Regions from separate parts of the Mus musculus genome. Here region 2 is linked to region 1. Evidence: chromatin loops called from intact Hi-C (ENCODE). Cell type or tissue: gastrocnemius. All regions are shown on one strand.

What was found. A loop is a pair of places that touch in the nucleus more often than their neighbours do. Peaks named below come from ENCODE experiments on the same cell type or tissue, not always from the same donor. Only the 100,000 strongest peaks of a DNase experiment are listed, where the experiment ranks them.
Region 2: it touches region 1 in a loop (6-fold over the local background); 3 of 42 quality-filtered maps call a loop at or near these places.

The regions. Positions count from the first base shown.
Region 1 is chr11:43,760,926-43,768,925 of GRCm38, reverse strand. No RefSeq gene overlaps it. Among named protein-coding and RNA genes, the nearest start is that of Ttc1, 17 kb to the right of the region's middle. In gastrocnemius, a CTCF peak has its summit at 1,930 (motif pointing left); DNase peaks (open chromatin) are centred at 1,862 and 3,197; H3K4me3 peaks cover 474 bases.
Region 2 is chr11:44,566,915-44,574,914 of GRCm38, reverse strand. No RefSeq gene overlaps it. Among named protein-coding and RNA genes, the nearest start is that of 4930597A21Rik, 15 kb to the left of the region's middle. In gastrocnemius, no CTCF peak of the experiment used is centred here; a DNase peak (open chromatin) is centred at 4,384.

The DNA of each region.
Region 1 (8,000 bases):
CATTTGTAGCAGAAAAATCAACTTTGGAAAGAGTTGGGAACTCAGAACCTGGCTCTCTTTCATCTGAACTACCAAAAGGCCCTAGTTCTCACACTCCGAGTTTCCAGTGTGGTGGTATAGACTTGCCTTGGCAGCCCCGGGGAGATGGGAGAATCAGAGGTCCAAGGGTAGCATGGGTTAGTCCATGGGTTAGGCCAGTTGAGCTACATAGCAAGACCCTGCCTCAAGCAAAACAGTAAAACAAGCAAAAATTGGGGAAAATGGAGCTGGAGAGATAGCGCAGCAATTAAGAGCACTGACTGCTCTTCCAGAGGTCATGAGTTCAATTCCCAGCAACTACATGGTGGCTCACAATCATCTATAGTGAGATCTGATGCCCTCTTCTGGTGTGTCTGAAGATGGCTACAGTATACATATACATAAAATAAATAAGTAATTATTTTAAAAATATTGAGGAGGATGGAAGGATTAATCAGAATGCTTATTTAGAATACGGACTTATCCCACCTCCCATTCCTCCCGACTGGGTTAGGAAATGGAAGACCCGGGCATCTGGTCTGCACATCCTTCTTCTTGAGGCACAGTTGATCATGAGCCAGAATCTTTTCTTTTTCCCCACCAGAAACAGGGCATTACACTTTAGCACAAGTGGACCTGGAACTCACCCAAGTTAGCCTTGAACGCCAAGGTGATCCTCCTGCCTCTGCCTCTCCCTGGTGCTGAAATCACAGGCAGGCTGCTGAGAAGCAATGCGCTAGAGTAGTGTTTCTCAACCTTTCTCAGGCTGGAATCCCTTAATACAGTTTTTTGCTTTATGATGAGCCCAAGCATAAAATTACTTTCGTTGCTACTTCATAACTGTAATCTTGCTGCTGGTATGAATCGTGATGTAAATATCTGATACGCAGGATAGGATATCTGGATATGTAACCGCTGTGAAAACGTTAGTCAAACTCTCGAGACGGGTCGCGACCCACGGGTTGAGAACCCTTGCTGCAAAGCATCATTGCTTTAGGAGCTGGGCTAATTTATGACCCCATGAAAACAACTGGCTTTTAGAAACCCTGATCCCCCTACAAAACACTGTTTTGCCTGCACACCAGACACCTTCATCCTTATTCGGAGGGATATACATGTCAACCAATTGAGTAACCTTACAATGCCTACTGCCTTCTGGGACTCACTTTCCCCAGTACTAAGTTCGAGGGGTCTCTTCTTCTCTGCCCAGGCTGAGCGTCTCTCTGCTTTTCAGGCTCTAACTTCTACCCTCCTGCTTGGATGAGCCAAGGATAGCAGCTGAGAAAACAAGCCCTACGCGTCTTCAGTCAAGCTTCTCTTAGTTTACCTGTACCACACTGCCCACAATAAGGAAGAAGTCTAGTGTGCAGGGGAAAGACCGCTCTATAAGAAGGTTAAAAAAAAAAAAAAAAAACAGAGTTGTTTGGATGCTTTTCGTTTGGTTTTATTTTATTTGAATTTGCCAGTACAGAGAATTGAACCTAGCCCTCACTCACGTAAGCTAGACAAGAGTTTACCACTGAACTACATCTCCAGCTTTCGTTCCTTTTAAATGACGCAGGAAGGTTTCGGTTTCCTCCTTTGCATGTGGAAGTATTTGCAGTCAGGTTTCTGTGGTTTGTGCTTACTGCCAAGAGCTCTGCTCGCACACCGCATCCAAGCACCCTGAGGGACGCGCATCTCTCCACCGCTACGCCGCATCTACAGCTCAACGCTAGGAAGGAATACAGAGGGGGGCCCCCCGGGGCTGCTCCTAGCCACCTGCAATCTGGCGTCCTTCCTCCACGCACACTTGGAAGCTGTTTCTCGGACGAGGTGGTGAGAGGCACTGCGCCACGCCCCCTCGCGCGCCACCGCGTTCTTAGAGTGCAACCTGCCCGGCGTTCAGGCAGGCGGGCGCGCCATCTGCTGTCCAATACGAGTAAGCAACGCGAATGAAACGTTGCTCTGCAATTCAGCTTGGATCTTCTCTGCAGCTCTTCCCTTGACTCTCAGTTGGGGAAATGTTCTGGAATCCTAGGTTAAGGGTACTTAACTTGGGATCTGTGTGTTAGCTTCAACAAGTCTAGGAACCCTCCAAATACTACTCAGAGTGGGATATTTTTCTGGAAAAGAGGTAGTTTTCCTGAGTCTGACTAATAATGCTATGAATTGTAGATACACACACACACATACACACACACACACACAAAGTCTCTTGAGCAATATTGCCAGGGTATCTGGCAGATGCATATTCAACTTTCCAGATTTTGCCTGGCTGTTTCTAATATTGCCTGGCCACTTTGCTTTCCTGCCAACGAGGCATAAGACAGCCAGTTACTCTGCTTCCTCACCAGCTCCGAGAGCATTAGTCGGCTTTAATTGTAGTCATTCTAACAGGTTGGTGGTACTCTTCCTGTGGCTTGAATTTGCATTTCCCTAATGACTAGTACCGTCAAATGTCTTATCTGCTTATTTGCCCTCCATACATTTTTTGATGGTGTGTTCAAGTCTGCTCATTTTTAATAGATATTTTCATCTTAGCAAGATATATTATTTCAAGCTGAGATGTTAGGTTTCCTTATTTCTGGAACTGGAGAAATATTTCAGCTGTTGGGAGCACTTGCTGCTCTTTCAGACAACCTAGATTCAATTCCAAGCATTCATGTCTGACAACCTCTCTTGGCCTCTACAAGTACCCAAACTCAAGTGCACACATCCAATCATTTTTTAAAGATTTCTTTTTATTTCCATAACATGCAACTCCTTTTATGTATATGTTCTTTTCTCTTAGTTGATACCGTGTATTTGAATTCCTTAATTATGTCCTTTAAAATGCAGGAATATTTAATTCTGACAAAGTGTAATTTATTAATACCTTTATTTTTGGCTGATACTTTTTATTTGCACATAAGTGCTTTTAATTTAAAAAGAAAACAGAACTTTTCCTTTTAGCATCCATCAATGGAGCATCAGCTGCCAAGATGTTTGATCCTTTTGGGACTTCTAATTGAAGCAAAAACTACGTAAGGCATTTCAATACATTTTCTCACATTCAGAGGAAGATCGTGTCTTTCCCCCTCTTTCCAAAGTGCTGAGATAGAAGCATCAGGTTCAGTCTGTGTGCCTTCCAAAGGATGGTGAAGTTCAGGTTGTACGTGGACATTAAAAAGGTCAGAAGCTTGGCAGTGGTCCAACTGTGCAGGAAGAAAGATATTCACATTGATTGTTGAATTGAGAAAATGCTAACTCTCCGTGTGTGGGTCAACCCCACCCCAATAAGGTGCACATCACTAAAGCTGGAGGCATAGGTACACATGAGCGAGATGCCCAGGGGGCCAGAGGAGGATTTTGGCTTCCTTATAATTCTCATATCTGAGAGGCTGAGATGTCTGGGTTACCACAAATTTATGGCCAACCTGGAGTATAAGTGAACTCTAGGCCAACCTGGGCTACATAGATAGACTTAACTTCAGAATTCAAATAAAGAAATAAATAGGGCCGGGCGTGGTGGCACACGCCTTTAATCCCAGCACTCGGGAGGCAGAGGCAGGTGGATTTCTGAGTTTCGAGAAAGAAAGAAAGAAAGGAAGGAAGGAAGAAAGAAAGAAAGAAAGAAAGAAAGAAAGAAAGAAAGAAAGAAATTGTATTTAATGGAAAAGTGATGATATGAAGTTTACTTAACTAGTAGAAGGCTGTAGAGACAGAAAAGGCCCTGCTGTGGATATACTAACTGCTGACATCTGAGCAACACTACACTGCTATTGAGCCGTGTGTTGCTTGCTGATGTTACTGCCCAGGAATTGAAAACAGAAGCTATGGCCCTCAAGATTGTAAAATATATATATATTATATATATATTGTGGATAAAATGTTGGTTAAGACTCAGGTTGTTAGCAGCTGCTTCCAATCCTAGCCATGTCACTATGTCACTGTCCTGGTGATCCAAAAAGAGGCCTGTGGTCTGGAAATTATCACTGAGGAGGGAAGATCTGTCTTCCAATCCGAGAACTTTTGTCTGATCTTGAGGAATTATGGGGACTTTGAAGTGACTCTATTACAGAATCCCTCAAAGACAATTGCAAGACAGTGAATGCCACAACTTCTCAGCTTCCACTTTATCCTCCTGAGGTGAGAGAATGTTCCAGAAACAGTGTTTCCAGATAGCTACTAACACTGCTGATCTTAGTTACTCTTCCAAGAGGATGTGGCAGATGGAGTTGGTTCCCGTGAAAACCAAGTGTGGCAGAAATGACCCAAGAGTCCAAGTACACTCCGATTTCTTCTTATCATTTCCAGAAGCCACTCAAAGTGGAGATTTTCAAGATGTTTATTCCCAGCCTGAGCTCTATAGATCTAATGGCCAGGCTGATGAGGCGGCTTGGCAGGTGAAGGTGTTTTCTGATAATCTGAAGTCAACCCCCAGGGCCTTCATGGTGGAAGCAGAACCAGTATCTCCAAGATGTCTTCTTCTCTACACACACTCCTTGTGGCATGCACATGTACACATGCACATGCATGCACACACACACACACACACACACACACGTGATAGCAACAATAACAAAACAAACCCACAAGATCTAAAAGGGCTATTAATTTAGAGGACTGCATTATCTGGCATCGATGGGAAGAGAGGCCCTTGGTCCTGTGGAGGCTTGATGCCCCATCAAAGGGAAATGCTAGGGAGGTGGGGGTGGGTGGATGGGTGGTTGGGGTAGCACCCTCATAGAAGCAGGGGGCATGAAGGAAGTTGCACAGGGGAGACCAGGAAGGAGGCAACATTTGAAATGTATATAAAATAACCAGTAAAAAGCAAGCAAGCAAGCAGGCAGGCAGGCAGGCAGGAAGGAGAAAGAAAGAAAGAAAGAAAGAAAGAAAGAAAGAAAGAAAGAAAGAAAGAAAGAAAGAAAGAAAGGAAGGAGGGAGGGAGGGAGGGAGGGAAGAAAGAAGGGAGGGAGGGAGGGAGGGAGGAAGGAAAGAAAGAAAGAAAGAAAGAAAGAAAGAAAGAAAGAAAGAAAGAAAACTATAAAAGGGGGTTATTAATTATGAAGAATAACAAAAACAATTTGTTGTAGTTAGTTACCCCTTTGCCAGATTTCCCAAGATAAGAAAGTAAAAAACTGGGAAGTGGCTCATTGTGTATGAAGCTTGCCATGGAAACACAAGGACTAGAGTTTGCACCCCAAGAACTTACGTGAAAATGGATGTGGATAGCACATAGTTGTAATCCCTGCTCACCTGCCTCAAGATAGAGCTCAGAAATAGAATCCTTGGACGTTCACAGGCCAGCTAGCCTAGTCTATAGCAAACAATAAGAACATGTCTCAAACCTAGTAGAAAACCAAACTCAACACTCAAGGTTGCCCTTTGGCCTCCCTCTGTGTGCAGTAGCACATGCACATGTCCCCTTAGAATTTGGACAGAGCTTTTAGTATCTTTTAGACAAATGCCCTGAAAACCCCCACATTTGGGCATAGACAGGTGAACTATATAGTGAACTAGATCACGTGGTAAAAGGGTTGCGATGATGACAAGGCAGGGTATTTATGGAAGTGCTAGCTGCATATAGAACGTGGTCCATGTCTGTAATTTTAGCACTTGAGAGGTAGAGGCGGGCAGATCAGGAGTTCAAAGTCATCCTAGCCTACATATCAAGTTTGAAACCAGTCTGTAGTACATAAGACCTGAAAGGGAAAGGAGAAGGTGAGAAAGAAAAATAGAGAGTGGAGGAAGAGAGGGAGGGAGAGAGGGATGGAACACCATCTTAAATCAATAGAAAAGTTCACTGACATAATTCTTACTGATATCCCTTCTAGGAAAGATACTACAATTCCTCCTCCTCTTCCTCCTCCTCTTCCTCCTCCTCTTCCTCCTCCTCCTCCTCTCCCTCCTCCTCTTCCTCCTCCACCTCTTCCTCCCCCTCCTCCTCCTCTTTCTCCCCCTACTCCTCCTCTCCCTCCTCCTCTTCTTTCTCTCTCTCTTTCTTTCTTTTCTTTTCTTTCTTTTTCCTCTTCTCCCCTTCTCTTCCTCCTCCTATTCTTCCTTCTCCTTCTTAAATAAATTAAATAAAAGTTTAAAACTTGATATTTTAGCTGATTGTGGTAGCTCATAGCTATAAAGCCAAGGACTTGGCAGGGGAATTGCCACAAGACCTGGGTTATATAGTGAGTTGTATATCTATAAGACTCTATCTCAAAAAAAAAAAAAAAAAACCTAGAAAGATCTTATTCTAATAAAAGTGATTATGACAAGGATGTTTTAATTATAAACAATACTAATTTTTTTCCTTTCTTATATACATCCAGGAACTCTAACAGAACTGAGCCTGTGCCTCACTTGTAAAGAAGGCTGGTTTGCCAACATTAGCATTCTGAGTGGGACTGATGCCTTCAGTGCTAAAGGATATGATGCCAAAGGAAAGAAATGGACTAAGCAGAGATAGTCCCATAAGCTCAGTGTGCTGGTGTGCTCCTGTCATCCCAACACGGACTGTGGAGGAGGAAAAACTGGGAATTCAAAGCCAGGCTAGGCCATCTTTGCAGTTTGCTATGGCATAGATAAGTGTTTTCCAAAGACATCTGCTACCCCTTCTAAGATGATAGAAAGTAGACTGTCTGGGAGGTAAGACCTAATGGGAGGAAGATAAACCACTGAGAGAATGCCCTTGAAGTAAGTATCGGGACCCCAATCAATGACAGGCTGAAACCTCACAAGCTATGAGCTAAAATAAACCTCTCTTTTTAAGTAACCTCATGCATTTTGTTACAGAAACAGAAAGCTAACTAATGCACTCTTTGGCCTTTTCAAAGCCCTGTGGTCTTACATACATCCTGTTTGACCTAGTTCTGATGGCAGAAGGTCCCCCCTGGGAGCAGGGGCTAGAAAAGGGAGTCTTTTGGGTCTGAAGAGTGTCAAGGCCCCTACTACTCCCTTACCCTTTATCGCCTCACATCCTCCCTATGAAAACCACCACCGCTGGCAGAAACAATGCACCAGGGCTCATGCAGGAAGTCTGAATTGATACAAACCTCCTAATTGCCTCCCTGTCTATAGTCGTTAGCCACTAATTATTAGACGCTTGGTCTCTGTCAGCATTTTACTCAATGTTCCTTACTGGGGGATATAATTAGCATTTAACAGAGGCTGAGAATGTGGTCTGTGTGGCAGAGTTGAGGTGAGGGGTGTGGGGAGAAGGCTTAAGGCATTGGGAATGTGTGTGTGGTTTTGAAACTGACTCAATACAGTAAAAAAAGTATCAATTTGCAGTTGACCAAAACAGTAATAGTACTATCTGCCTTTCACTGTAGTGTGTGCCTCGTTAACCTTTAGGAGGTGAGACCTAATGACAAGTCACATCGCTGAATGAGAAAGTGCTTTGGAAGTGAAATTTGGAACCCCAGCCCAGCCCCCGCCCCTCATTTACTCCCGCATACTCTTCTAAGAAATCTCAAGGTAGGCAGTCCAGGATATGATAGTTTAGTCTGTGCTGTGGCCATTGTTGTTGTTGTTGTTGTTGTTGTTGTTGTTGTTGTTGTTGTTGCTATGACAAAATGCCTAAGACCGGTTAACTGATAAGGAAGTGAAGTTCCCAGGAAGAAGCAAGGGACAAGAACAGGAATCACACTCAGCTGAAGCTGTCCTCATGAAGAGTTTCACACATCTGCTTATACACGTGTCCTGTGGGCCTTGTCACAAATGCCCACCGTGTCACAGGCACTGTACTTTACATTTTGCCTTCCTTTAGCTGATCACCGACACTCATCCATCCCTGCTTCCTGACTGCCGATGTAACGGGGCCAAGCCGGGATGGCGTCAAGAAAAGGGGAGCAGGTAGGTGTGTTACATACTTGACTGTAAGTATTCAGTAACTGTATTTTAATACTATTTTTCTCCTTTGTCATTGTCTTTCCCCGGCAGTGGAGGGAGAACAGACCCTGAGAGCTGCCCTGGGTCACTAGAGGCAGTCTTTGAGATCTAAGAAACTCAAGTCTGGCCATTGC
Region 2 (8,000 bases), 810 kb before region 1:
CACATGCAAATAAGGTTTCCCCCAAACTCTCAGTCCAGGCCAATGAGAGGTATCTGCTGTCAAACCCTGAATCACCCCCAAAACTGTATATAAATCCTATCCAGGAAGTTCAAGGTGTGCGAGAACTTCTCTGTCATCTGAGTCTTTTGTTCCAGGAGCTGTAACACTTGGGAAGAGATCTTCTCTCCTGAAGAGCCACCTGAGGTTCCACAGCACTCCTCACTGGATAGTTCGCTTCTCATCGGCCCAGCCCAACCCAACTCAGTGCAGAGCAGCTTGGAGTTACCCAGCGACCTGGAAGGCACAGCAGAGACTTCGCCTCCCTATCTGCACTAGCTTCCCTTCGATGGAACTCTTGCACCCGGCCTGGCTAGAGATCTCTGTGGATAACCTCAGGTACCCAGGCCCACATCGTCCCACCTCAAACGATCCAGATTAAAGCTGGGTCTTCCCACTCTAAATAACTAAAAGAAAAATCCCTCACAGTTATTCCAGCCTCTTGGGTTTTAGTTGATTCAACTTAACAAGCAAGAATCCCATCACAGGCCCCTACCATTTTTTTTTTCATACAAAGATCATATTAGAGTTTGTGTAATATCCAATCTTGAAAGATTTAAAATGGTTGACAACTAATTAAAAAAAATGATTTTCAGTGTTGGGGATCAAGCCCAAAGCCTTGTACATTCTAGACAAGCACTCTACCACTGAACTACATTCACAGCCGTCAAAGGTTTGTGGCCGGCTGGTTTAATATATCAAAATGGGGGGTGGGGGGGCTCAGAGGCTAAGAGCACATACAGCTCTCGTACAAGACCAGGGTTCATTTCCTGGCACTCAGGCTACTTACTTCTGTCTAGAACTCCAGCTCCACATCTCTAGCCTCCAGAGACAGACAGACAGACAGACTTCAAAAGAAAAATACCTCTTAAAAATGATCTCTAGTGTCCTGTTGAAACCAAATAACAGAGTAGAATTCAGCAGCTGATGCCGACCTCAAGTCGGATATAGGGCTTAAAAGCTGAAATAATGAAGACAATCAAAAACAAACAAACAAACAGACAGACAGACACAAGTTCATCTAGTTGCTGTGCAGTATTCCAATCTGCTTCTAAAAGGAATAGTTCTGTGTCCCACACTAAGCTCCTTACTTCACTCAGTTGCTTGTGCAGAGCTCCAGACCCTTGGCTAATATTTGGCACAGCACATTAAAAGTATCTGAAGTTCATTAGTCAGTGATCAAGATTTAAAATACAAATAGGCAAAGACCGAATGCTACCTCAGAAACCGTGACTGTTTTCCCTAGCAAACCAAAGTCCACAAAAACAAGTGCCAAGAAGCACACAGAGGAGAGAGAGCTGAACTGTGGATTCCTGACTCTCTGCAGGCACCTCAACCTGCTCAGACTGTCTCCCAGTGTCCCAGGGGAGCAGGAAGGACCATCAAAGGGAATCACCCGGGGCTCACTGCCACTCAGGGTCCTCAGAGCTGGGAGGTCCTCATCTGAAAAGTGACAGGATCTCCAACTATAACTGGCTCCGTGCAGATTCTTTTCCAGCTAAGTTGGAAGCCATTTTTTTCCTTACCTGGGAACATGAAAGCAACAGGAACGGGAGACAGGAATTGCTTACATTAATTAAAACCAGAGAAACAGTGAGCCAGCCAACATTCAGAAGAGATAGATTAGAATGCCTATGAATTGAGTTTAGGGGATGGGGAGGAGGGGGAAATCATACCTGTGTTGTTGATTCCACAAGTCTGACTAATTAAAATATGGAGAGCTGGGATGTTGCAAATCCACAGCCAAAGTGATCTCAGGATACCTGCAGCCCTCTCTGTAGTCCCTATGGCCCACTCGTGACTGACCTCACAGCCGCCTTCTATCAGGCAAACTTTACTCTGGCAGACCATTGGCTTTCAATAACCTAAAAGTGAAGGAAGGATGGTACCAATCCACATCTAACCCTGTAACAGGACCCCAGCTCTGCAAACCCGATGTTCTTACGCTGTGAGCTTGTGTGCCCAGCTCCCTGGTGGAACATGTCATGTCCACCATAGACATGTGACCTGAATCCACATCCCCAGGCCACCTCCACTCAGGGTTTGAAATTTTCATAAACGCTTTCAGAATTTTGATGTATTTTGATCGTGTTCATCTCCCATTCTCCCCAGATCCACCCCATCCCCTATCCTACCCCCAATTTCATGTCTTCTTCTTTTTTTTAAGTTTTAATAACACATTGAGTCTAATTTGTGCTGTCCGTATAACCTAGGGTATACGGCCTGTTAGGGTTTCGGTGGTGGAAGAATACTGTGGCCAAGGAATGCTGCAAAGATCACACTGAGTGACAGACCTCACTTGAGAGATTTATTGGGAGGGGGTGAGGGCCGCTTCTGAGAAAGAGAGGCACAGATGAGAGAGACAGGGAAGGACACACACACACAGAGAGAGAGAGAGAGAGAGAGAGAGAGAGAGCACCATGTAGGCAGGAACTTTTTTAAAGGGTACGGATGTTGCATTTGGCAACTGGTGTTGACTGGTTACAGATGCTAAGTTGCTGCTGAAGGTGGGAGAGGGGACCCAGTTCCCAACACACTTCCCTTTTGTTTATTATAAAAGAGGAGATAGGAAGGGGTGATTGAGAGTGAGGCAGGAATGGGGGTGCTCTTTAGATTGCTTCCTACTGTCTGGGGTGTCAACATCTTTGGGACCCAAGAAAGCTGTGATGCTGGCAAGCCCTAGAAGTACAGGCCGTTTCACTTGCTATCCAGGCTCTGCGGAACCGGCTAGGGCTAGGGACAAGCAGGCAGCATTTGGAGCAGTGTGTAAGGCCAGATCACCTGGGGCTAGCCAGTTTGAAGCAGTCTGGGATGCAGATTTCGAGGGGACACCAGGAACAGGTGCTGGAGCAATCTGCAGTAGACTTGAAGTCTGTTGGGACAGACAGACTAGGGAATGAAGGTAAAGTGAAGGAGTTTATGGAAAATTGTATCCGGGCATACATTAAATGTTCAGGCCCATGGGCGTGGTAGCTGGGGGAGGGGAGTCCCATGACCATGAAAGAGAGAGAGCTCACTCTCAGGGATAGGAGGGGTTGGCAAGTGGGGACAGGTTGTTGATTGACAGCACTTTTCTGGAGTTGGTTTGACCTATGAGAGGTGGATCCAAATCAATTCCCTGAAGCTTATGAGAGAAAACGTTTATGTAGCCGGGCAGTGGTGGCACACGCCTTTGATCCCAGCACTTGGGAGGCAGAGGCAGGCAGATTTCTGAGTTCAAGGCCAGCCTGGTCTACAGAGTGAGTTCCAGGACAGCCACGGCTGCACAGAAAAACCCTGTCTCAAAAAAACCAAAAAAGAAAAAGAAAGAAAAAAAAAAGAAAATGTTTTTATGTTTTACAAAAAGAAATAAGTTTTAGATATGTTAGCATTACCACTGTTTGTAATCTGTACTGAAATCCACGTTGTAGAAAAGGCAGTAAGTAGACTCACGCCTTTGAGTCACAGTAAAATCTTGGGGACCCAAAAGTGATTCTAGGTTAAAAGTATGAACAATCTTTCCTCTATCCAGAAGTCTGGGTGTATAAATATTAGACAGATATTTTTAGCACAATGACAAGCATTTTTATGTCTATACATAGAAGACAACCAAAGGAAATTTAAAACCTTGAACTTATGAGTATGATAACATTGTCAGTACTTTACCAGAGCTAGCTAGATTAATATCTTACCCGAACTCTCCCGATTAATGTTAAAACTGAACTTTTGAAGTCTTAATATAACAATAGCATAGTTAAGGAAAGACATCTGAAGTGCTTTTTTGATTTTTACATGTCTTAAGTCATTTTTTTTATACCTTTACACGTTGCATTTATACACAGTACGACACTTTCTTAGACCTTTAGGACTTGCATCGACATATCTTAAAATATTTTCTTAGGCCCTCACAAGTTAAGCTTTCGTCTCTCAGACCTTACATAGACTTGACACCTTTTTTCTGTCTGTGGCTGACCGAGACCTGTCATTGGAAATAGAGTTCCTTTAAATAAAGGAATAGTAAAAAGTTACATTGAAATGTTTATCTCCTTTTAGAGTCTGGTAGCAAGGTAAACTGTGTCTAGACCCAGTAGTAGCTCTAGAAAAGTAAGGCGAGAGACTTGGTGTTTGCACATGAAGAGCTGAGAAGGCAACTGAAGCCTTGGTCACTGTGAAAAGCTAGCAAAGCTATCATTACCTAGTCATCTACACCATCAGAGAGCTGAGGATAAATTTCACGGGAGTAAGCAGGAAGCTCAGAGCAAGCAGCTTCTGAATCTACTAAAAATGACAGATTTACTGGCTACCTGGAAAATTGCCACACCCACTCCAGTGAAGTCTGCATGACAGGCCTAAAGGCTTGGATGCAGTCCCAAGGCAAAGGGTTTCACGGAAACTTAGCCTCCTGGAACCTTGGCATTCCCATAGCAAGAATGCTCCAAATTTGTCCCTGCGATCGTGTGGAGGGTCTTGCATGCTTTCTTGCATATTTTACTGGATAGGAGTTAGAAATCTCAGGGCAAGCTTAGCAAAGTATACTTAGAATCTTCATTACAGTCAGGTATGGCAGACTACATTGTGTATTTAGAAGAAAGTCGGTGAGTTCTTCTGACAAATGAAGATTCCCTACAGATACTTAAAAGAGCAGCCAAGTTACTCCCAAATGCAAGAATTTACCATGGCCTAGGAAAAAGAGGGTTGTGGTTTAAGGAAGAACTACAGTATTGCATTATTCATGAAAAAGGTCTGCTAGAGCAGAACCCCCTGGTGCAAGCTTTCACAGGGCTCAGAGGAATAGCATAAATTGTGACTAGGGTGTGAAATCCTCACCTGGCTCCTGACTATAGCCGACTCTAGATAGGACTGATCTTATCTCAATTGTAAACACTGCCTGGTTCCTGCCAGTCTTTTGAATGCATTTCTCTGTTTTGTGTCAGATAATTCAACGAAACCTTGGCTGTTGTGTCACCTAACTTCTTTGTTTTCTTCTGTAATATTTAAGTCTGATGCTCACTTTGACAAATTACAATCAGATATAACACTCCCTTGTGTTCGAGTCTGTTTGTCATCCTTTTCACTGACTCCCTGCCCACCTGTACCAGGACTCTGATTCTCCTGTGGATGGAGGGACCTACTGAGGTCAGTCCATGGCAGAAAATCACCCTGGGTTCCTTTATGATCCTTTCAGGAAGAGGTCCTAGGCCGGTATTAGTCTTTGATTGCCGGGCCCAGAAGATCCAACAGACTACCCTGTGGAGGAGGAATCTGAGGGAACTGGCCTACCTTGTCTAGGCAAATCAGGGCAATCAACACTCTAGTATCCCGCCTGTCCAGTTTTAACAGGTCCTGGCAGTGACCGAGGTGAAAAAGGGCTGTTCTTCACCCAGTGTCCAGCTTTGCTGTACTTAAAGCAGCTTCCAGCTGAAATTCTTCGGGGCCCACCATATTCTTTGGAGATTTTAGGGGTGCTGCCAGAAACTGGTACCTCTATCACAGGAAGCTTTATTGTTAAACATCGTGAACACCATATTCAGCAGCCTCTATGAAGAGGTTGGGGACCATTATCTACTAGGTAGAGATACTCTTATTAAACATTTTAAGTGCTATATTCAGCAGATCTCCAGAGAGTTTGAGGACAATCTATCCAATTAAGTATATATAAATATACAAGCTTTCTTTATATCTAGTTACTTGTCTTAGGCTTCACTTTAAAAATCTATACAGGAGGCTAAATAAAGCTTATTCTTAAAATTAATTAGTACTTAATTAGAACTGCAAAAATAGTTCTGAACACATTAAAAGAATTTGATCATTTATAATGTGACTATCAACTTACATGTCTTAATTATCCTTAACAGTTTACAGTAAGTTAGTAGTTTTTATAAGATTAGATTTTTTAACAGCTTTTTCCCTGTTAAGTTTCAGCATTAGAAATAACAATTTTTTAATTAAAGCTTTTCTAGTATCAAAATTAAACATTTAATCATACTGTGAACTAGGGATTTATCAAATATATATTATTTATCAGGCATATGGTATTACCTAAATTTTCTAGCAGCTTATTGTTGAACAGTTAGCAAAGACATAAGGAGTTTGACACACATCTTAACTTAGCCTTTGTTAATGTGAACAGACCTTTAGAACCTTAAATTTTTACTGATCACATAGGATATATTCTAAACCAGAGCTGAACCACATGTACAGTACGTTGTATCAAATATAACCTTAAACTTTCATCATCATTCAAGAATCCATACCAACCCAAAATCTCTGAGACTTATTGCTTCCTTCGTCTAAGAAGAGGTACAATGATAACAGAGCTCGTTAGGACTGAGAAGTTTTACAGTGATTGTTCTATGTTGTGAGGTCATCTGAAGATGTGGTTAAGTCACATGGCACATACTTTAACCTCAGTAAAGAAGGCTACCAGCCATGTGGCTGCTGACATCTTGATGAGGTCACTGACAAACATGTAAGAGAGCCACATAGTTGCTATTTAAAAACATTCATTTTCCTAATAGATCTATTTTTTTTTAAATGAGAGTTGAATCCAAGTTACATACATTTATATAGAGCTAAGTCCAAGTCACACACACACACTCTAAAAGGGAGTGGAGGCTAAGGCTGCTGGACTGCAGGCTGGAGCCAGAAATTTAGCATATTGCTAAGTATGTTTTTTAGCAATATTGCTCACAGGTGACATGAAGCCCTATCTATAAAATAGAATACTACATGGTCAAGAGAAGTAGAATTGATGACATCAAGTATAATAGAAGGTAAATTTTCTCACTTTTTCTTCTTTAACTAGATGGTTAAACTTTAGCTGATCTTCCTAGGTCAAGTACACTGTGATATGGAAAGTATTACCAAAAATGACCAGTGAGCAAGCAAGATGGCTCAGTGGGGAAAGGCACTTGCCACCAAGTCTAACAACCTGAATTCAATTCCTGAGACCCACATGGTAAGAGAGAACCAACTCTCACAGGTTGTCCTGACTCTGCACATGCAACACACACACACACACACTCACAAGGGCACAAAGGTAAGATGGCTCAGTAGGTGACATCATTTGCAGCCCTGCCTAACTACAACCTAATCCCCATAGCCTCCATGGTGGAGAGTTCTGACACCACTGGGTCGTCTGATATACCATCCCAGTGTTACCAGAACAAGGGACATAAGTATATACTAAGTTTTTAAAAAACAAGTACTAATATAATTAGGCTTTGCTCCAACAGAGTGTTAGCTAGCTCTGTCCAGGCCTTCAAAGACAACTTTTGCATGTGACAGCCACTGCAGTGGTTCCAGTGAGATGCTGGTGGTATCTTTGTGTCCTATTCCTATGACAACACTGTGACCCCAGCAATCCTTATAAAGTGAAGCATTTCACTGGGGCTGGCTTACAGTTCAGAGGTTCAGTCCATTATCACGACGACGACAGGAAACATGGTGGCAGACAGACAGACGGTGCTAGAGAAGCCCAGAGTTCTACATCTAGATCAGCAGGCAGCAGGGAGAGCTACTGGGCCTGACATGAGCATTTGAAACTCCAAAGCCCACCCCCCTTCACCCCCAGTGACACACTTCCTCCAACAAGGCCACTTGTCCTAATCCTGGTCAAGTGGCTGTCGCTTCCTAATGACCAAACATCCAATATATGAGCCCTAGGAGCCATTCCTAGTCAAGCCACCAGTGTCCTCGCCTGGGAGAAGACAACTATAAAGCCCTTCAGTGCTCCCCCGTTGGTGGGACCATTAGGAATGGCACACAAGTGCCTGTTTCAGGCAGCATCCGAGCCTCTGCCAGGTACACACGTGCATAAAGATAAACAGTGCTTTTAAACCACTGCAATGTTCAGATCTGTCTCACTACTGACCTGAATCAAAGGATGGAGAGTCTTTTGGGTTTTTGGTTTTTTTTTTGTGAAGTTTGTTGTTTTCAAGACAAGGTTTCTCTGTGTAGCCCTG